Linked DNA regions of Homo sapiens: region 2 is linked to region 1. The links are chromatin contacts, found by Hi-C or POLR2A ChIA-PET in ENCODE. All regions are on one chromosome and are shown on one strand. The core of a region is the stretch at or near the end of the contact, and the rest is flanking DNA. Distances in the headings are between cores, read along the strand shown. Region 1 overlaps EDC3 (enhancer of mRNA decapping 3). Region 2 holds the start of MPI (mannose phosphate isomerase).

The links. A loop is a pair of places that touch in the nucleus more often than their neighbours do. ChIA-PET counts read pairs that join two places held with the same protein, here RNA polymerase II (POLR2A). Pooled maps may share reads with other maps.
Region 2: a loop to region 1 is called in a pooled map, with 1.8 times the contacts of the local background. The contact joins the promoter of MPI here to the enhancer-like site in region 1. A Hi-C loop is called at or near these places in 1 of 50 pooled maps. POLR2A ChIA-PET finds 5 or more read pairs at or near these places in 3 of 52 experiments (MCF 10A, WTC11 and activated naive CD4-positive, alpha-beta T cell).

Annotation. Positions count from the first base shown.
Region 1 is chr15:74,652,926-74,659,204 of GRCh38, forward strand. EDC3 (enhancer of mRNA decapping 3) reads right to left here. Exons shown (of 7, transcript NM_025083.5): 4 at 2,808-3,143. Among named protein-coding and RNA genes, the nearest start is that of EDC3, 40 kb to the right of the region's middle. Within about 2 kb of position 1,291, at least 11 of the 41 ENCODE cell types and tissues checked have a DNase peak (open chromatin) inside an H3K27ac peak, as active enhancers do.
Region 2 is chr15:74,885,153-74,891,291 of GRCh38, forward strand. It overlaps MPI (mannose phosphate isomerase), which reads left to right and starts at 4,890. Exons shown (of 8, transcript NM_002435.3): 1 at 4,890-4,937; 2 at 5,375-5,502. The coding sequence starts at 4,922. RefSeq lists enhancers at 4,507-4,556, 4,717-5,016, 4,806-5,339, 5,137-5,216.

The DNA.
Region 1 (6,279 bases), core at 41-2,540:
TCCCAGCACTTTGGGAGGCCAAGGCAGGCAGATCACTTGAGGCCAGGAGTTTGAGACCAGCCTGGCCAACACGGTGAAACCTCGTCTCTACTAAACATACAAAAATTAGCCAGGCATGGTGGCAGGTGCCTGTAATCCCAGCTACTCAGGAGGCTGAGGCAGGAGAATCGCTTGAACCTGGGAGGTAGAGGTTGCGGTGCGCTGAGAGCTGAGATCACGCCACTGCACTGCAGCCTGGATGACAAAACAAGACTCTGTCTCCAAAAAAAAAAAAAAAACCTTTACCTCTCTGGGCCTCATGTCCTCATCTGTAAAATGAAAAAATCATACTAGGTGATCAACTAACCTAACACTAACATTTTATGCTTTTAGACTGTTTCCCTATATATTCTAGTTTGCCTTTTTTGATCCAAACATTTGGATAGCAGATCCAATGGAGAAAGTGTCCCCAGCTCTGCACTGACTGCCCCTCAGTGAAAACCTGCTTGAGGATTGTGCCTTGGAACTCGAACACAGAGAAAACCCCCCTGTAGAAGAAGTTGCTCAGTAAGATAACTGCCTGCTTGCTCTATTTCCAGCACAGACGCTGCTTGGCAAAAGGGCTTCCTTTCCACTCCTTGTCACTGTTAAGAACAAAGAGAAAAACCAGATGGCATGAAGCTGCTGGGCTTCTTTCCCCCTCATTGTCATGAACCAGTGGAGTGCAACTGGTCACTACATACCACAAGACGCCACACCCAAGTTTCTGGCTAAGGACCAGCACATGTGGTTTGTGGTATGTTTATTGATAGGAAAATAATTTTATATGACAGAACTTTTCACTTCAGTCATTAAAAACAAAAGAAGTGTGAAGATCAAGTTGGGGAGCCAGAGTGTGTAGCAGAAAAAAATTTCTACCTCTGCTTTTGTCCATGTTAGTAAATATTTTCTCATGCTCTGTTAGTTCTGAGAATTCTCCCTGATTCTCACTGTTATTCTCACTCTTAGCCACTTGACTCCAGGGCAGATCATAATCTTCCCAAGTTAAAAAAATCCTGCAGTGTAGGGCTGGGCGCGGTGGCTCACACCTGTAATCCCAGCGCTTTGGGAGGCCAAAGCAGGTGGATCACGAGGTCAGGAGTTCAAGACCAGCCTGGCCAACATAGTGAAACCCCATCTCTACTAAAAATACAAAAAAATTAGCCAGGCATGGTGGTGTGTACCTGTAGTCCCAGCTACTCAGGAGGCTGAGGCAGGAGAATCGCTTGAACCCAGGAGGTGGAGGTTGGCAGTGAGCAGAGATTGCGCCATTGCACTCCAGCTTGGGCAACAGAGTGAGACTTCGTCTCAAAAAAAAAAAAAAAAAATCCTGCAGTGTAAATAGTTCCAGGGAAATCACACGCTGCATAAACCAACAGCCTCAGCAGCAGCACTTGGACTACAGATATAGAGAGCTAGCAGCAGGAGCAGCTTCTTTTACAAAGAGGGCAGTAAAAAAGGAAGCAGTCAGAGGTAGATAGTTGGCTGATCTGGAGGAGTACCAGACTTAACAGATGATAACTGCCTTTGAAAGGCTTAAAACCTAGCAATTTAAATTAAACCCGATTCTGAGCTAGGCTGTTTGCCTTTACACAGGTGTTAAAAATCGAAGGACTTCGGCAAGTTACAGTGTCACTGTCACTGCCACTTAAGGAAACCACCTTAATAAACAGGCATGCCTACCAGAATCTGCCAGCAAAAGACTGACACAGTTCAGCAGCTTGTTTTTTTTTTAGCAGTCTTTCTTAGCCTGACAGTTGGCCTATTTTTTTTTTTCACATGGAAAGCACATGCAAGCTACTATACTCAGCGAAACCAAATACAACAGAGTCCTACTATTATCTATAAAAAAAAAGCCATGTCTGGCTTTCCTCCAAATGCAATTAGCTGCGTCCACAGTTCTCCTTATAGCAGCTACCAGCATTCAAGATTTATATTCCTTATATTCCAAACTTCAAACCAAAATAAAAATATTATACTCAATTCCTTCTCTACTTACTAAAATGATTATGACTTCCCCTTTAGCTCTTAGGATCATTCAATAACAATGGTTTTCAAACCATATTCCAAGAGGCCCAGTTAGTAATGTGGTTTGAGGGGAAGGGATGGGACACGGATGTGATGAATTACCTCTCTCACACTGCTTTAATCTGTTTTATATGCCATAGGTTTGAAGAAAAGGTTCTAATGCTAAAAAAAGAAACAATAATCACTGAGGTAATAGAACTAGATTATCATCTACAATGACCTACATAAGGCACTACACTGTTACATGAAATTAGCCAACTTTCAATGTCCTGGGCTAACAGGAGATAAGAACAGCATAGTAAAGAAATGTAATTTATTAAAACTCTATTTTTAGCCAATGATTCCAATCATCCATCTTCAACTGTTTTTTTGCAACAACAAATAATTAGTAAAACAGAGTTGAAGTCTGGTGAAATGTATGGGCAGTAATAGAGAAGCCAAAGTGAAAATAGATCTGAATATTTGAATCTACATAGCAGGCCCTTTGCCTTTAGTTGTTACTCACAGCATACTAAATAAGTGGCAGGCCATATCCTACCAGATACAGGATATACACAGACATCTACAGAAATTACCCCTCCACCATGGCAGAATGCTGTTATTGGCTGCAATCCCCAAGAGACAATAATACCGGGCCAGCCACCAAGCCACTTAAATTAATTCCTAGTGTGAGATTCTGACTCAGAAGCCAGGTCTTTCTGTTTCAAGCATAATAGAAAGGCAACAGCAACCAGCAGGATGTGGGACCTGATGCAACTCACCCGTGCAGAACTCCTTGCTCACGTTGTGGGGCACTATGATCCGTCGATAGACAATGGGCTCGGACTCCAAGATGTTCTCATCATGGCGGTACCGAGTGGGCCTTTCATTTGGGATGCCCCGGGAACGGGTACCACTTCTCCTTTCATAGGTATCAATCTCCTCAAACACAGCTGCCTTGTCAAAAAGAGCCAGGTTCCCTTCAAAATCAAAATCTGTGTCTGGGATCTCCTCAATATCATCCCCGAAGCACTCGTCATCTTTATTCTTCATCTGGCCATTCTTTAAACCACTTTTCTTGGGAGTTGCCTGATTTGGGTGCCTGCTACTAGATGACCCTGGAGAAAAAATAGGGACTAAAGTCAGTGTATCCACAGAAAGCGCTCAGTGAACGTGGAAAATACATTAGTCTTTTGTGGAGAGTGTTACAGGAACCAATGTGAAAATGGTAAAGGTAACTATTGCAAACTCATATTAAGTAGCACAAACAACAAATCTCATGTGCAATAATAGGTTTCAAACATCACCCAATCTGGGCACAGTGGCTCACGCCTATAATCCCACATTGGGAGGCTGAGGCAGGAGGATCGCTTGTGCCTAGGAGTTCAAGGCTGCAGTGAGTGATGATCACGACACTGCACCCCAGCCTGGGCAAAGAGCAAGAATCTGTCTCAAAACACACACACACACACACACACACACACACACACAAACAACAACAAATATTACCCAAGTAACTTGTTAATGAATATGAAATAAGCAGTACTCCTGGAAATCTTAACCAGTTATCCCCTTCATAAGGAAACTGGTAATGACAAAAGTTTTTCTGACAACTTACTATTAGCAAACAAGAGGAAGAGTAAGAATATAGCATGGTGGTTTTGACATAATGACAGAGGCAGGAGGCAGAGAAATTCTAGAGGCGGGTCCCTGGCGAAGCCCCACCTTTGAAGCTGAAAAGGCTGAGACTGTGGCCCAAAGTGAGAACTTATATCCCTGTTTTCCCACTAGAATGTTGTCTTTTCTTAAACCACCCATGGCTCTGCCCCCACCCTATCCTGTGCCTATAAAGACCCCAGACTCAGTCAGCAGAGATGAGAAACAGCTGGATGTTGGAGACTATGGCTGGATGTCAGAGAGAAGTGGCTTGACTTCAGAGGGATAGCTTGACTGTGTAACTATGGAGAAGAATTTGGCTGGAGACAGCCAGACTTAAGGGGAAAATTACCTACCCACCACTGACTGTCCCCTTTTCAGCTCCCCTTCCCACATAAATAAAAATAAAATCACCCACATTTACCATCCTTTAATTCATTCATGTGACCTCATTTTTCCTGGACACTGGACAAAAGCTCAGAAGCCATGAGTGCAGATACAAAAGACTGTCACACTGATCCTTTGCCCTCACTGGCAGAGGGCAGCTGCAGGCCCACTGAGCTGTTAACACTTAAGCCATCTGTGGATGGCAGAGCTAAAAGAGCACCATAACACATCCTCTGGGGCTTCAGGAGTTGTAGACACCCCACCTAGATGCTGCCATATGGCCTGCACAGAGTTCGCTCCTGCTGGTGCCCAGAAGCGCTCATTCTGGCTCCTGCACCGGCTCACATGTGCACTCCCTCCCACAATGGGTAGAACACAGTGGGTCTGAGTGAGTGGAGTTTGATCCCACTGGCACTGAAACAGACAGCCAGGTTCCAGTGCTTGTGCACTCCAGTTCCTGCCTTGTTCTCTCGCACACTCCCTTCTGCAAGGAGTTGAGAGCAGTGCGTGGAGTAAACGGGGCACCCCTGTCATGAGTCCTGTGAATAGGTCAGGGAAGGGAAATATCCTGCTTCAGTTTGAGTCTGAGTGTCTGGCAGTTGTTTAAGAGAGAAATACCCCCAGAGTAAAAGAAGGCCTGGTCTTATAGCCTGAAGCTTGTAGGAAAATACTATTCAGCTAGTCCTTAAATCTATGCTTACCCAGCAAGCAATCTTCTGATTTTTAATTTGGTCTTAGGCTAGATCCCAGCAGCAGGGAATCCCTGGTTTGCTCAAAAAATTCTACATTCTGAGCCAGGTATACACCTACCACTACAAATTGCTATTCTGACTTACAAACCTTTCTTTAGACCTTTCGGTTAACGTGATCTCTTTTCTCAGAATTTTATCTCTTGTGGGTAAGCAGTTTCTGAAACACCAAATAATGACAGGGTCCATACTGAACTGATCCTGTAGAGGCCACACTAATGCACATCCACAACAGAGTAGCCAGCCACACCCTGTCTCTGACACCTTATTTGGCTACTACACATCAGTCAACAACTACTCTAGCAGCCAAGGCAGAAGGTCTCACAGAATTCTCCAAACCACCCACCCCCAGAGAATCAAGCTCTGGTCTCCATCTGACTACCCTGAAAACGTGAATCAGGTGACTGGTATGCCAGACTGAACCTCTATCACAGTCTAAATAAATGGAATGTACTTCCTTCTGAAAGACTGGGCTCTTCAATTACTGAAAACACTCAAGTCACGGTTAGAATGATCCCAAGCAAAGCCCCTCACATATACTAAACCAACTATGCTGCCCTAACTCTTCTCATTGCAACCTCCTTCAACCCAAAGGACCAAGAGTTTGGAGAGCTAGGATCTAGTTCTCTCACCAAAATATTATATAATCTTATACCATCATCTAACTTCTCAGGGTCTTAACTTCCTGTATATAGAATGCTCACTGTGGTTATCTCCAGTAGAGTTTCTAGCATTAACAAATTAATATCAGCAAGATCAATTACAATAATTATTCTGAAAGGTATACACTATGCAAATACAATTTATGCCCAAGTATTCCTAATGCCTTGTACTGGTGTGGAAAAAGTGGTGATGGCAGTGAAGATGCAATTTACGTCTCTGAAAAAAAAAAAAAAAAAAAAAAAAAAAAAACCAAGGCCAGGCGCGGGGGCTCATGCCTGTAATCCCAGCACTTTGGGAGGCCGAGGCAGGCAGATCATGAGGTCAGGAGATCGAGACCATCCTGGCTAACACGGTGAAACCTTGTCTCTACTAAAAATACAAAAAATTAGCCAGGCATGGTGGCATGCGCCTGTAGTCCCAGCTACTCAGGAGGCTGAGGCAGGAGAATTGCTTGAACCCAGGAGGCGGAGGTTGCAGTGAGCTGAGATGCACCACTGCACTCCAGCCTGGGTGACAGAGTGAGACTCTGTCCCTAAAAAACAAAACAAAAACAAAACACTAAGGCTGACCAAAATTATGAAGGTAAGGCAGAGTGGTTGAGACACCACAGCCAGCTAGATGATGAACCACTATGAAGCTAGCCACAGTTTGGGTTAAGTTCTAGTTCCAATAATTTGATGAAGCACTCTGTGAGAGCACACTTATGCCATAGCTAGGTGCTAGGATGATAAAATACAACCAAGACATGCTGCTCAACAAGGAGAGAGAAGAAATATGTTGGGCACAGTGGCTCAGGCCT
Region 2 (6,139 bases), core at 3,640-6,139, 240 kb after region 1:
GTCTGGAATCCCAGCACTTTGGGAGACTGAGGCAGGAGAACAGCTTGAGCCCAGGAGTTCAAGACCAGCCTAGGCAACATAGCAAGAACCTCCCGTCTTTACAAAAAATTTAAAAATTAGTCAGGTGTGGTGGCATGTGCTTATAGTCCTAGCTACTCAGGAGGTTGAGATGAAAGGATAGCTTGAGCCCAGGAGTTCGAGGCTGCAGTAGGCCTGGATGACACAGAGAGAACCCATCTCTGAAAAAAAAAACAAAACCAGAAGACATGTCAAGGTGTTATTTGTTTTTAGAGATGCAGTCTCACTCTGTCACCCAGGCTGGAGTGCAGTGGTACAATCACAGTTCACTGCAGCCTCGACTTTCCAGGCTCAAGCAATCCTCCCACCTCAGCCTCCAGAGTAGCTGGGACTACCGGCATGTGCTACCACCCTCAGCTAATTTTTAAAGTATGTTTAGAGACAGGGTCTTGCTATGTTGCCCAGGCTGGTCTTGAATTCCTGGACACAAGTTATCCTCCGCCTTGGCCTCCCAACGTGTTGGAATTACACGTGTGAGCCACTGCACCTGGCCAAGATATTATTTTCATTTTTTTTTAAATAGTAATGAGATCTTGCTATGTTGGCCAGGTTGGTCTTGAACTCCTGGCCTCAAGCCATCCTTCTACCTCTGCCTCCTAAACTGCTAGGATTACAGGCCTGAGCCACTGCACTCTGTCTTTAGTTGTTGTTTGTTTTTTTGTTTTTTTTTTTATTTTGAGACGGAGCCTTGCTCTGTCGCCCAGGCTGGGGTGCAGTGGCACGATCTCCACTCACTGCCATTCTCCTGCCTCAGCCTCCCGAGTAGCTGGGACTACAGGCGCCTGCCACCACGCCCGGCTAATTTTTTGTATTTTTAGTAGAGACGGGGTTTCATCGTGTTAACCAGGATGGTCTCGATCTCCTGAACTCTATCTCATGATCTGCCCGCCTTGGCCTCCCAAAGTGCTGGGATTACAGGCATGAGCCACCACGCCCAGCCCCTATCTTTAGTTTTTATAGAGAACTAAACATCTTGTGACTCTGGCTTACTTGGGTGGCTGCTTAAGTTACTATTACCTTCTTCCTTGGTGGGTTATTCATTTACTTCCCTAATTGCTGGGTGCAGGGCTAGCTAGTTCCTGAAATCTCCCTTGAAGGGACTCAAAATTTTCCCTTTATCTCCATACTTGCGGGCCAGAGGGGCACCTAAGAAGGGTCTGTCCTCCATATCAATGTCTCTCTGGGCCTGATAATATAAAAGGATGCACATTCCTCAGATAAAATCTCTTTTCTCAAGATAGACCAGCAAGAGGGAAGAAGTAGAAGGTTCTAGGTTCTCCAAACACCCTAGTTTCTCTTACAGATAAGTTTTTCTGTATTGGGGGAGGGTGGCATGGGGTTGGGGGGTGGTCTGTATCTCCCAACAATCTAAGTTCTTCCTTCACTTTGCAGGGATACTATGAGCAAATAACCCTGACTCTGTTTTCTGTGGTAGTGGTAGTGGGGAGTGCTCCAAGAACTCCTTGAGCCTCATTAGTCCCTCGTTCTTATCTGAGAAGGTTCCTATTGCTTGGTGTATTAGTCCGTTTTCATGCTGCTATAAAGATACTACCTGAATTGGGTAATTTATAAAGAAAGGAGGTTTGGGCCAGGCATGGTGGCTCATGCCTGTAACCCAGCACTTTGGGAGGCTGAGGTGGGTGGATCACCTGCAGTCAGGATTTTGAGACCAGCCTGGCCAACATGGTGAAACCCCGTCTCTACTAAAAATACAAAAATTAGCCGGGCATGGTGGCACGTGCCTGTAGTCCCAGCTATTTGGGAGGCTGAGACAGGAGAATCGCTTGAACCCGGGAGGCGGAGGTTGCAGTGAGCCAAGATCGTGCCACTGCACTCTACTCTGGGTGACAGAGTGAGACTCCATCTCAAAAAAAAAAAAAAAAGGAGGTTTGGCCTGACGCGGTGGCTCATGCCTGTAATCTCAGCACTTTGGGAAGTCAAGGCAGGTGGATCACCTGAGGTCAGGAGTTCGAGACCAGCCTGGGCAAAATGGTGAAACCTCGCCTCTACTAAAAATACAAAAATTAGCCGGGCATGGTGGTGTGCACCCAGCTACTTGGGTGGCTGAGGCAGGAGAATCACTTGAACCTGGGAAACAGAGCTTGCAGTGAGCTGAGATCATGCCACTGCACTCCAGCCTGGGCAACGGAGCAAGACTCAATACTCAAAAAGAAAAAATAAAAAAAAAGAAAGGAGGTTTAATTGACTCACAGTTCTACATGGCTGGGGAGGCCTCAGGAGCTTATAATCATGACAGAAGGCAAAGGGGAAGCGAGGCACATCTTAGATGGCAGTAGGAGAGAGAGCGAGAAAGTGCCACACTTTAAAACCATCAGCTCTTGGGAGAACTCACTCACTATCATGAGAACAGCATGGGGGAAACCACCCCCATGATCCAATCACCTCCCACCAGGTCCCTCCCTCAACATGTGGGGATTACAATTCAAGATGAGATTTGGGTGGGGACACAGAGCCAAATCATATCACTTGGGTAGTGGAGATGAGGGAAAGGAGTGGTATTCCAAAGCACGAGGTATTGAGTACGTTGTTTCATGAGTCTTTTTTTTTTTTATTTATTTTTTATTTTTTTATTGATCATTCTTGGGTGTTTCTCGCAGAGGGGGATTTGGCAGGGTCACAGGACAACAGTGGAGGGAAGGTCAGCAGATAAACAAGTGAACAAAGGTCTCTGGTCTTCCTAGGCAGAGGACCCTGCGGCCTTCCGCAGTGTTTGTGTCCCTGGGTACTTGAGATTAGGGAGTGGTGATGACTCTTAACGAGCATGCTGCCTTCAAGCGTCTGTTTAACAAAGCACATCTTGCACCGCCCTTAATCCATTAACCCTGAGTGGACACAGCACATGTTTCAGAGAGCACAGGGTTGGGGGTAAGGTCACCGATCAACAGGATCCCAAGGCAGAAGAATTTTTCTTAGTACAGAACAAAATGAAAAGTCTCCCATGTCTACCTCTTTCTACACAGACACGGCAACCATCCGATTTCTCAATCTTTCCCCCACCTTTCCCCCCTTTCTATTCCACAGAACTGCCATTGTCATCATGGCCCGTTCTCAATGAGCTGTTGGGTACACCTCCCAGACGGGGTGGTGGCCGGGCAGAGGGGCTCCTCACTTCCCAGTAGGGGCGGCCGGGCAGAGGCGCCCCTCACCTCCCGGACGGGGTGGCTGGCCGGGCGGGGGGCTGACCCCCCTACCTCCCTCCCGGACGGGGCAGCTGGCTGGGCAGAGGGGCTCCTCACTTCCCAGTAGGGGCGGCCGGGCAGAGGCGCCCCTCACCTCCCGGACGGGGCGGCTGGCCGGGCTGGGGGCTGACCCCCCCACCTCCCTCCCGGACGGGGCGGCTGGCCAGGCGGGGGGCTGTCATGAGTCTTGTATTATCCATTTTATTATTCCTTAGTGCATGGTAAAGCTTCCTTTAAAATGCAAGCTGATTTATTTGAGCCAGAGGACCCCAGGGGAGGTGAGATAGATACCCACACCTGGGCAGAGGATTACAGGGAAAACGGCACCCGCTCTTTCCCCTGGGCACATATGGTAGAGGCTGTGGGAATGAGGGTATTGCAGGGGTGATGAGGGTAGAGTCAGGACTGTAACTCCTCATTCCAGGTTCCCCGGAGCTTTGACTGTTGTGCTCCTAGCCTCAAGCAATCCTTCTGCCTCTGCCTCCTAAGGTGCTAGGATTACAGGCCTGAGCCACTGACTGTCCTCCTCCTAGGAGGCTGTTGACTGAGAAGGTCTGGATGTCAAAGCCTTTCACCACAGGATATAGCCAAGATTACTGCAGAGCCAAGGCCCAAGGCCATCCTTCCCTATGCACAGCTCTTCGTAATTCCCCTGACTTCTGTGTGTGCAACTTGTAAGCAGCTCAGCCTGGAGTAGAAGTTGGGGTTCTGACTTTCTACAGCACCTGGGACGGGAAGGATCAGAGGAGCACAGGGAGCTGACTGCCTTATAGGTGTCTCACGTCATCCCATCTGACCCTCCAACAAGCATGTCAGGCTGGCATTATTCACCCCATTCTACAAAGCTCAGAGCAGTGAAGGGCCTTGCATGTGACATTTACCATCATCATCACTAGTATGTCCCTACTCACATCACAGCAATTCTTTGCTCAAATCTGTAATTGCTGAGACTCGAAGTAAAACCCAAAGTCTTCACAATAGCAATAGCCTGCAAAGCTCTGCCCCCCTCCTCTCTTCTCTGACCTCCTCACTGCCCCTGTCTTACTCACTCTGCTCCAGCCACAGTGGCCTCCTTGCTAGCAGTTCCCTCCCCAACACGCCCGGCACAGTCCCACATTCCCGCCTTGCTCTGGCTTCCGCTGTGGCTGTTTCCTCCCCGCAGAACACTCCTGCCTTCCTCACCGCCAAGTCTGGACTCAAACCTCACCTCCTCAAGAGGCTTGCCCAGACAGCCTTTTATATTCTGCAAACTGCCTCCCACTGCCACCTGCCCCCTTACTTTTTGTGGCCTTGACCTTTCAACATACTACATGATTTGCTTACAATACTTGTCTGTCTTGCCTTCACCAGAATGTAAGCGCTCTACAAAGGCAGAGGGAAGGCTATCTTGCTCTCTGATGTATCCTCCAGCCCTTAGAACAGTCCGTGGTACTTAGCAGGTTTTCAGTACATCTGTGCCCGGCGATGGAAAGAATGAATGAATAGTGAGACCGAAGATCGCGGCCGTAAGCCTCTGGGCACGGGTGCCCCGGGGCCTGGCGGAACGCTCAGGGAACTACATTTCCCGTGAAGCTCTGGGCGCAGAGGGCCGCGGGGGCTGCCGGGAAAGGCATACGTGCTTAATCCTGGTGCAGGGGGCGAGCATGGCCGCTCCGCGAGGTGAGCCATTGGCTGGGGTGTCGGCGAGTGTGTTCGTGGAGCGCGTCCTGGGGACGACTCCCGGCATTATCGGCCAGGTTGAGTCCGCTCCTGGCATTCCGCGGAAAGATGGGTGGGTGCCGGGCAGAGGTGTGGCCACCTGCGATGGGGATTGACCTCCGAGGGGAGGGGGCCCTTCTAGACGTCGTGCCGTGGGATAGGTACCTTCTGCTCCCTCCCCGCCACCCTGCCTCAGATCAGCACAAGGTCCTTACTGCTGCCCATCTGACAGTTGGGAACATCGAGGCCTGCAGCGGAGGGGGGTCTCATCCAACAGCCTACAAAACCCTTATTTGACTCTGTCCCCAGTGAGCACCCCCAGCTCTTGCCTGGTTTCCCGGGACACTAGGGTGGGGCCTGAGGAGTGGAGTGGCAGCTGACCCTGTCTGTGCCCCTAGTATTCCCACTTTCCTGTGCGGTGCAGCAGTATGCCTGGGGGAAGATGGGTTCCAACAGCGAAGTGGCGCGGCTGTTGGCCAGCAGTGATCCACTGGCCCAGATCGCAGAGGACAAGCCTTATGCAGAGGTGAGCCCCGGGCTGTATTTCAGCCCACTTTACCCGCAGGTCAGGAGAAAGGGCCTGAGGCAAGTCATAAGAATCAGCTGGGAAGGGTGAGGCAGCAAGGAGGGAGGAGACCCACTTGGCTCTTCAGGCTAATGGACTAGATAGTGTTATCAAAAAGAAGAGAGGTTTTGTCATAATAGGCTGGGATTTCCAGCACTCTCCTTCCCCCAACCACTCTTAGCACTTAGTGAATTTTAATTCAGCCCTCTTTGACAATTAAGTTTTTTTACTTTGACTATTTTTTTGCATTTTTATTAACCTAAAATATTTCTCCTGCCTATTTAGTGGAGAAAAAGCCAAAGCATAGGAAGGCTTTCGCCTCTGCTTCTGAAACTGGAAGATGTATGTTAACCCCTGAAAGAATCATTTAAGAGTCATAGTTTTTCTGCTACCTTGACAGTGCAGATGTCATTCTCCTCTTTGGACAGACAAAGAAGATACATCTAAAGAAGGGAAATAACTAGTCCAAGTCTTCATAGATGGCTAGAGGCCGAGTCTGGACAAGGGCCTGGGTCTACTGCCTCCCTGTATGTCCATGATGGCATGAACATTTGTATCCAGACCTGGGAGGCCTTTCCCAGGACTCAGTTGCCCTGTG